Regions from separate parts of the Homo sapiens genome. Here region 2 is linked to region 1. A link is a contact called in ENCODE Hi-C or POLR2A ChIA-PET data. All regions are on one chromosome and are shown on one strand. Each heading gives the region's core, a stretch centred on a gene start or an enhancer-like site at or near the end of the contact. The rest is flanking DNA. Distances are from core to core; before and after follow the strand shown.

What was found. A loop is a pair of places that touch in the nucleus more often than their neighbours do. ChIA-PET counts read pairs that join two places held with the same protein, here RNA polymerase II (POLR2A). Pooled maps may share reads with other maps.
Region 2: a map with no recorded cell type shows a loop between it and region 1 (5-fold over the local background). The contact joins two enhancer-like sites. A Hi-C loop is called at or near these places in 12 of 37 single-sample maps with no recorded cell type and 13 of 50 pooled maps. POLR2A ChIA-PET finds 5 or more read pairs at or near these places in 1 of 52 experiments (GM10248).

What each region holds. Positions count from the first base shown.
Region 1 is chr10:14,646,712-14,651,513 of GRCh38, reverse strand. The region is part of intron 2 of FAM107B (family with sequence similarity 107 member B); the gene reads left to right. Among named protein-coding and RNA genes, the nearest start is that of FAM107B, 130 kb to the left of the region's middle. RefSeq lists enhancers at 2,322-2,822, 1,650-2,849, 3,353-3,522. Within about 2 kb of position 3,298, at least 28 of the 41 ENCODE cell types and tissues checked have a DNase peak (open chromatin) inside an H3K27ac peak, as active enhancers do.
Region 2 is chr10:14,394,960-14,399,362 of GRCh38, reverse strand. No RefSeq gene overlaps it. Among named protein-coding and RNA genes, the nearest start is that of MIR4293, 14 kb to the right of the region's middle. Within about 2 kb of position 2,167, at least 5 of the 41 ENCODE cell types and tissues checked have a DNase peak (open chromatin) inside an H3K27ac peak, as active enhancers do.

The DNA.
Region 1 (4,802 bases), core at 2,049-4,548:
TTTGCCTCAGCCTCCTAAGTAGCTGGGATTACAGGCATGCACCACCACGCCTGGCTCATTTTGTATTTTTAGTAGTGACGGGGTCTCTCCATGTTGGTCAGGCTGGCCTCGAACTCCCGACCTCAGGTGATCTGCCCGCCTCAGCCTCCCAAAGTGCTGGGATTATAGGCGTGAGCCACTGCGCCCAGCCATGTGTGGATATATCTTATCCACACATGGCAGAGATGGCCAGATGTTTATCCAATATTCATATTCTTTAGCCAGAGAATCCTAATATTGTCAAGTGCAGTTATAGCCCAAGCTCTAAAACAATATTTCCCAGGCTCCTTATAGATAGGGCTGGCCAATGATATACTAGCTAAAGTTGTCAAGTGGTGTCTTAATTTGGTTCCCCCAGAAGTAGACCCTGAGACAAGGATTCTAGTACAGCTTGCTTAATTTGGAGGTTGTCTCAGGAAGCGTCAGTAGTAGAAAGAGGCCAATAAAGCATTGCTTATTAGGAAGAGTATCATTTTTGGTGACTGGAGTTTCATCCTACTGGGGAACTCTGGGATGTAGCTCAGACGCTAGAAGTTTCCTTCACTATCATTAACACTTAACGCTGAACTTATCCTAAAATTGGAGTAGAGTGCATTGTAAGCATAAGAGCAAGGGAATATGGTTGAGTTTTTAAAAAATATTATTTTTACTTTTACTATGAGCATATACGACTTCTTGAAATTTAGTGATATAACAAAATAGAAAGAAAGCTAATGATTTAATGCTGTGTAGAAAGAAGTAGGATATAAAAATGTTTACCATAACTGTAAGTACAGAACACAACAACTGATGCATAGTTTTATGGAATGGAGGAACTAAACCAGAATGCTCAATACGTAGCACAATACGTAAGCAATAAGTATTTGTTACTCTTAAATAAGTATCGAGAGGCCGGGCGCGGTGGCTCATGCCTGTAATCCCAGCACTTTGGGAGGCCAGGGTGGGAGGATTACCTCAGGTCGGGAGTTCGAGACCAGCCTGGCCAACATGGTGAAACCCCATCTCTACTTAAAATACAAAAATGAGCCAGGCATGGTGGTGGGTACCTGTAATCCCAGCTACTAGGGAAGCTGAGGTGGGAGAATTGCTTGAAGCTGGGAGGCAGATCATCATGCCACTGCACTCCTGCACTCCAGCCTGGGTGACAGAGCAAGACTCCATCTCAATGGCAAAAGAAAAAAAAAATCAGAGTTAAGAATGAATTCGTTTATTTTCCAAATTTTCTGTAATGAGCTTATATAACCTTCCTAATGAAAAAAAAAAACTGTATGCGAATAAGACTGATTTTACAACCCAAAACAATAATGCAGGTGAAGAGGCTTTCATGCTTTTGCTAGGAAGACCTCAAATGTAGCATTGACAAAAGTGGGGCTTCTGGAAAGCTTCCTCCAGGGAGCACGTCCTTCCTCCTTCTTCCTATCTGGGACATTGACAGGATACTATGGCAGCCACCTCGGACCAGGTGTTGACCCAAGAGATGAAACCATGTGTTAAGGATACTGGAGGAAACGCACAGGACATGCCTGCATCTCTGATGACTGAAGAGCAGCAATACTAACTCTGCACTGAGTGCCCACTGGCCCTTATTATGTGTAATGGTCAAACAATGTGCCAATGAAAAGAGTCAAACTCTATAAAAAATTTGAAGAGATGTATTCCGAGCCAAATATGAGTGACCATGGCCTGTGACACAGCCCCAGGAGATCCTAAGAACATGTGCCCAGGTGGTCAGACTACAGCTTGGTTTTATACACTTTAAGGAAACATAAGACATAAATTAATACAGGTAAGATGTACATTGGTTCAGTCTGGAAAAGGTGGGACAACTCGAAGTGGGGGGTGTCCAGGTCACAGGTGGATTCAAAGATTTTCTGATTGGCAAGTGCTTGAAAGTGTTAAGTGATTATCTAAAGATGTGGAATCAATAGAAGGGAGTGTCTGGGTTAAGATAAGAAGTTGTGGAGACTAAGGTTCTTATTATGTAGATGAAGCCTCCAGATAGCAGGCTTCAGAGAGACTAGATGGTAAATGTTTCTTAACAGACTTTAAAAGGTGCCAGACTCTTAGTTAATTCTCTCCTAGATCAGAAAAAAGACCTGGAAAGGAAAGGGAATTCTCTATAAAACATAGGTTTTCCCCACAAGAGACAGCTTTGCAGTGCCATTTCAAAATGTGTCAAAGAAATGTATTTTGGGATAAAATATCTTGATTTCTTTCAGGTCCTGCTGTCTGTCATGTGGTTATCTTATTGCTACGCAGAGTCTGTTTTGTCAGTCTTATGGTCTCTGTTTTAATGCTAATGTTAGTCAGCAGTGCCTGAATTCCAAAGGGAGCAATATAAACTGAGGCATGTCTGATCATGCATTCCCATCATGGCCTGAACTGGTGTGCTTATTTTAGAATGCCCTTGGCCAAGAGGAGAGGTCCATTCAGCTGGTTGTGGGGCTTAGAATTTTATATTTGGCTTACGAATGAAACCTACCATGTTGTTTATACTGCCATTGTGTTACCATTATTTGTAGACAAACCTCATCCTCGTTTGTGTTTCTAAGACCAGGAAGCTTCTTTAGGGGAATTGTCTCTGTGTCTTTTTTAATCTCTATCATAGCATCCATGCAGTGCACATAGAACCAAGTCCTCGATAAATATTTATGGAATGAAGAACTTGAATTAAACCAACTTGGAGAATGGTGTGGAAAGTACTGGGCTAGATGACGTGGGTTCTGAAGATGAAGAGAACAGTATCTCATTCTCAAAGAACTGATAGTAAAATTACATGTGGGTTGTGGGTGTGTCACTGTTTGCCACCGACGCACCTGGGTGGGGTCAGGCAGAAGGTGCCTGTCCTCTGTGTCTCAATAAAACACAAGATGCCCATTCACTTCTGGTTTTCTCCTGGTATCATTGGCTCTTCGGTGTCTGCTGGAAAAGCTGGGCTTTTCCCAGTGTTACCATGACGTCTGAGCTTTGAGAGCTGTTTCTTTTCCCCTCGGAGCCTGAGAGAGATTATTCCAGTGATATCTGAATAGCTTGAGTTCGCTGGGTATGAACACAGAGGAAGTGGTTCCCTAGCAACAGGCGCCTCTGAAAGCCTCTTAGCACTCAGTACTTCTCCGGGCTTTTTGTTTCCCCTCGTTCATGCTGCCTGTCAGCAAATGGCCAGAGTGATTGCACCTGCTCCAAATTAGGGCTGGTCAGTTCGACCCCAGCAGTTCGGTTTTACTAAGTCAAAGTTCCTCTTTCAGTCAAGCTTCCTTGTGAGGCCTGGGGCCTATTTTGCTCCTGGTTAGACCATAATTACCTCAGATGACACTTCCTTCTTTGTTGTCTAGATTTTGACCAGAAATGGAAAATACCGAAGTGACTGAGATCATTTTAATTGAATTAGTAAAAGAATACTTTTTTTTTTTGGCACGTCTTTTCAAATATGCTAAACCTCTTAAGAAAATGTTTTATATCGCCTTTTTTTTTTTCCGCTAAAAATGGATTCTCACTCCATTTTTTCAGTTTCTCCGCAGAAGACTTAACAAATTCTGCCTTCCTTAACTGTGTCAGCATCTCAATACATATTTGAATATATGAGTTGGTTGGGGCAATATTAGAGGGTGTTTACCGCATTGCCTTGGCATCTGGAGACAGCCCTTACTGAGAGCATTGGTCATTGGTACAGACCATGGCATATAACTCTGAGATGAGTCCAGAATTGTTGACTGCAAATGCCTTGTTTCATTTTCAAACAGCAATCCATATTACTGTTTGAATTAGCAATCTTTTTTTTTTTTTTTTTTTGAGATGGAGTCTAACTTTGTCACCCAGGTTGGAGTGCAATGGCACGATCTTGGCTCCTCTGCAACCTCCGCCTCCCAGGTTCAAGTGATTCCTCCTGCCTCAGCCTCCCGAGTAGCTGGGACTACAGTCACCCACCACCATGCCTGGCTAATTTTTTTGTACTTTTTTTAGTAGAGACGGGGTTTCACCAAGTTGGTCAGGCTGGCTTCAAACTCCTGACCTCAAGTGATCCACCCACCTTGGCCTCCCAAAGTGCTGGGACTACAGGCCTGAGCCACTGCACCCAGACTGAATTAGCAATTTTATAGGAGATGGTTATACGTCTCTGCCTACCAGTTGGTTAGTATCGATTTGTAGCACTGAAAATCTGGCCAAGACTGTGGTGATGAATGACAGCATACAACTAAATTGAGCCTCACAGCTCCCGGAATTCTTCTTGTCTGTACCTTTTAAAATATTTTCTTTCCTTCATTCATTCAACCAACAAATATTTGTAATTATAATTGAGTGTCTGCTATGTGGAAGACTTTCTGTGGGAAAAACGTGAATGGCCCATCTTAGGAAGTTCTCCATTTAAAAGAGGAGAAAATGGAGCCGGGCACAGTGGCTCACACTTGTAATCCCAGCACTTTGGGAGGCCGAGGCAGGCGGATCACGAGGTCAGGAGATCAAGACTATCCTGGCTAACACGGTGAAACCCCGTCTCTACTAAAAATACAAAAAAATTAGCCAGGCCTGGTGGTGGGTGCCTATAGTCCCAGCTACTTGGGAGACTGAGGCAGGAGAATGGCGTGAATCCAGGAGGCGGAGCTTGCAGTGAGCAGAGATTGTGCCACTGCACTCCAGCCTGGGTGACAGAGTGAGACTCCGTCTCAAAAAAAAAAAAAAAAAAAAAAGGAGAAAATGGAAGGTAAATCAGTACAACCTCAATGGAAAACAGTATGGCGAGCTCTCAAGGAACTAAGAGTAGATCT
Region 2 (4,403 bases), core at 918-3,417, 250 kb after region 1:
TATATTGCCCAGGCTGGTCTCAAACTTCTGGGCTTAAGCGATCCTCCTGCCTTGGCCTCCCAAAGTGCTGGAATTATGGACATGAGTCTCCACTCCCAACCTGAAAGTTTCTATGCATTTCTCCCATACAAAACACTTTGTGACTTCCCATTTTCTACACGGTGAAATCTACATTTCTAGCCTCTATTATCTGACTTCTGTTTGATTTCTCACGTTATTCTCCTGCAAGTTGCCTTTTACAACCAGAATGACCCAAACCATTTCTTTCCCCCTCAAAACCACTGTAATCATATTCTTATATACTGGAATTATCTACTTCTTCTTGTCCACTCTACTTAGTCCATATATTCTCAAGCTACAAGTTATGTCCTATATCCTCTTTGAATTCTTCTCCCACCATTTTAGCCTCTCACCAACTTTTTGTTTTCTAGTGACTTTCTTTGGTTTTTATTAACCATACTGTTCATGGAGCATATTTTATTTTTCAATATTTTTACTATTAATTTTGTGGGTACACAGTGTATATATTTCTGGGATACCTGAGATATTTGGATACAGTCATGCAATGCATAATAATCATATCAGGGTGAATGGAGATCCATAGCCTCAGGCATTTATCCTTTGTATTATAAACAATCCAATTATACTCTTTTAGCTATTTAAAAATGAAAAATTGGCCGGACGTGGTGGCTGGTGCCTCTAATCCCAGCACTTTGGGAGGCTGAGGCGGGTGGATCATGAGGTCAGGAGGTCAAGACCATCCCGGCCAACATGGTGAAACCCTGTCTCTACTAAAAATACAAAAAAAATTAGCTGGGCATGGTGGCGGGGACTTGTAGTCCCAGCTACTCGGGAGGCTGAGGTATGAGAATTGCTTGAACCAGGAGGCACAGGTTGCAGTGAGCTGAGATTGCACCACTGCACTCCAGCGTGACAACAGAGTGAGACTCTGTCTCAAAAAAAAAAAAAGTACAATTAAATTCATATTGACTATAGTTACCCTATTGTTCTATCAAATACTAGATATTACTCATTATTTCTAACTATTTATTTGTACCTATTAACCATGCTCCACCTACTATCCCACCACCTCACTAACCTTCCCAGCCTCTGGTAACCATCATTCTCTCTATCTCCATGAGTTCAACTGTTTTAATTTGAAGTTTCCACAAATAAGTACGAACACCCGAAGTATGTCTTTCTGAGACCACGAGGCATATTTTATGTAATACTATGCATTAGTTTTTATTTTTTTGTATTTCTTTTCCTTTTTGCCAGATCTAAAAATTCTTGGAAAAGCCAACGTGATATGGTAGAAAATCCTGAAAAGAGAGTAAGAGAACCTAGGTTGTAAACCTAGTGATACAAGTGATTAACTCTGTGATTTTGAGTAAATCTCAGGGCACCTCAAGTCTCTGTTTATAGACGTAAGACCTGCGCTGGTCTCTTGGGCATGCTAGGTGCTCAATACATCATTGATGCTTTCTTCAGAACCCCCCTTTCCTAATTATGAAATTCTAGACATGCAGAGGCTAGGGGCCACTTTGAATTCCCATGTTCTTAAGGAATGCAATTGCCCTCAAAGATGGTTTGTTTTAAAATTTTAAAAATTAAATATACTCCCTTTGTTTCACCACTGATTTTCTCTTCTTTATAGTACCTGCTTCCGAGTACTAATAAACAGAGCAACCTTGACTTAATGCCTTAGATAGAGAAAAGAAGGTTCAATTGCACACCTTGAGAAAAATGAACCAGAAGGTTTGCTAGAATCCCTGCAGGAGAGGACATTATTTGGTTTGGGAAGGAAATGGACTTCAATTCTCTGGTCTCTTCATTGTTTGACTTTGCAGCTTTTTTTTTTTTTTTTTTTTTCCCCAAACTCCATGGGTCAAGGAAAAAGGAAGGTGAAACCCATGGACAACTGCGACATCAGACACAGCTGGCTGGGCCGCTCCGCCAGCCCCCACTCAGCAGGCGGGATGCAATGTTCAGGGCAAGGGAGGCAGCCAGCCCCTGGCGTGACATTTTCAGCTGTGCAGCTGTGGGCCCTGGCACGTTGCTGCTGGAGCTTGATGGTTGCCTTCCAGCCCCTGAATAGCTTTTGATTAGGATGGGATGCCTAGCAGATGAGTCAGATTTAAACCACGCTGCATGTGGTTAGTAGCAGCCATTTTTTTAATCACTGTCATATTGACGGGGATTACAACTCCCCATGAGATGTCTTAATTTATTTGGCCCCTAACCTTTAAGATGACAATCGCATTTTGTGAGCTTCTGATGCTTTTCTTTTTACAGTCACAATTTCCCCCAGACCCAGGCCTTTAACTCCTTTCCAGAATTAGATGGACCATGGATACCATCAGTTCTGGGCCTGACTGTACTGTAATTAGAGTCCCAGAAATGTTTGGAGCTGACTTTTACACCCTATTCTTCTTATGATACCAGAAGTTGGTGTGCTCTGGATCAGAGAGGGAATTTCAGAGCAGAAACAACTAATAAAACTGTGACCTGGAGTGGTGGGGGAAATGGATACCAGGCATTCAACAGAAAGGCCGTAGAATATGGGGCCTCCTAAAGTGTGATTCCCCTCATGGCCACTAGGTCAATGAGTCCTGAAATTTTGCCAACAGAAAATAATTCTTCTGGCTTAAACGTGTTATTTTATTGGCAAGCAGGTGTTCCTGGAAGGGGTCGCCAATTGGTCTCTTTTCAGACATAAATGCCTAAATGTGCATGAGTTTGTCAGATCACTTCCTGAGGTTAGATTTTGTTGGAGAGCTCAAAAAGTGAAAGAAAGGGCTGCGTACATTCCTGTAATTCCAGCGCTTTGGGAGGCCGAGGAGGGCGGATCACCTGAGGTCAGGAGTTTGAGACCAGCCTGGCCAACACAGTGAAACTCCAACACTACTAAAAATACAAAAATTAGCCAGGCATGATGGCAGGCACCTGTAAATGCAGCTACTTGGGAGGCTGAGAGAGGGAGAATTGCTTGAACCCAGGAAGCGGAGATTGCAGTGAGCCGAGATCATGCCATTGCACTCCAGCCTGCGTGACAGAGCAAGCAAGGCTCAGTCTCAAAAAAAAAAAAAAAAAAAAAAAAAAAAAAGTGAAAGAATAAGGCACTGAACAATTGGTGGGATGAATCAGGAGAGGGGCTGTGGGGCTGTCAGAGATGGGGAGAGTAAAGAAAGGGGGGCTCACTGTACCCATTTTCCTAGGCATGGCACTGTTAAGGAACAGAATGATGGAAAATCTAGACATCGTAGATGATATTAGGTTGGTGCAAAAGTAATTGCAGTTTTTGCCACTAGAAGTAATGGCACCAACCTAATAGTGATAGGAACAAAGTCATGTTTAGAATTCTGCTCTCATAGAGAGACAGGGAACAACCCAGCCTGTACCTTATAGCACAGCAGTGCATTGAGTAAGGTCCAGGGGCATGTTAAACGCATAGCCTAATACATTCGCCCTCTCCCTACTCCTCCCATTCCAACAAAGCATTTCATAGTCCACGGTCCCTTGTCTCAGCTCTCATAACACCATATGAAAATACAAGAGCTTTCCACAAAGTCATGCTAAGAGGGTTAAGTCATTAAAAAGACAATATTGTACCTATATTAAAAATAAGAGCCATAAATAGTCCTATAGCCCTTGGAGTATAAATATTACTGTGTTTCCTTTATTTTCCCAAATTAAGATTGGTTGACCCCTGTGAAAATAAAAAATGATAAACTTAGAATCATATTATAGTAGTCTTAGTAAAAACTAGAAAAAATAAGGTTATAATGGCTTTGATAGGGTCAAATCTTGAAATAAAATAAACTTTGTTTGTAAAATGAGTTCAAGAACTCAAAGTGGTTGGGTGCAGTAGCTCACGCTCTAATCCTAACACTTCGGGAGGCAAAGGTGGGTGGATCACTTGAGGTCAGGAGTTTGAGGCCAGCCTGGCCAACATGGTGAAACTTCATTTCTACTAAAAATACAAAACTGATCCGGGAGTGGTGCCACGTGCCTGTAATCCCAGCTACTCAGGAGGCTGAGGCACGAGAATGGCTTGAACCTGGGAGGCAGAGGTTGCAATGAGCTGAGATCTCAACACTGCCCTTCAGCCTGGACAACAGAGTGAGACTTCATCTCAGAAAAAACAAAAACAGAAACTCAAAGTGCAGGACTAAGCACTTCCTAATCTCAAAAAATTGAGAAAAGTTAAATTAAGCAGTGCTCATATTTGGTGGTCAATAGAATACAATTGTACAACAACCTTCAGCCAAAGGAAGACACCTTTGGGTGTGGGGAAAAGGGGCAGGGGAGAAGGAGATAGATAGATAGATAGATAGATAGATAGATAGATAGATAGAGAGATAGATAGATAGATAGATTGATTATGGGAGTTCCTTCACATA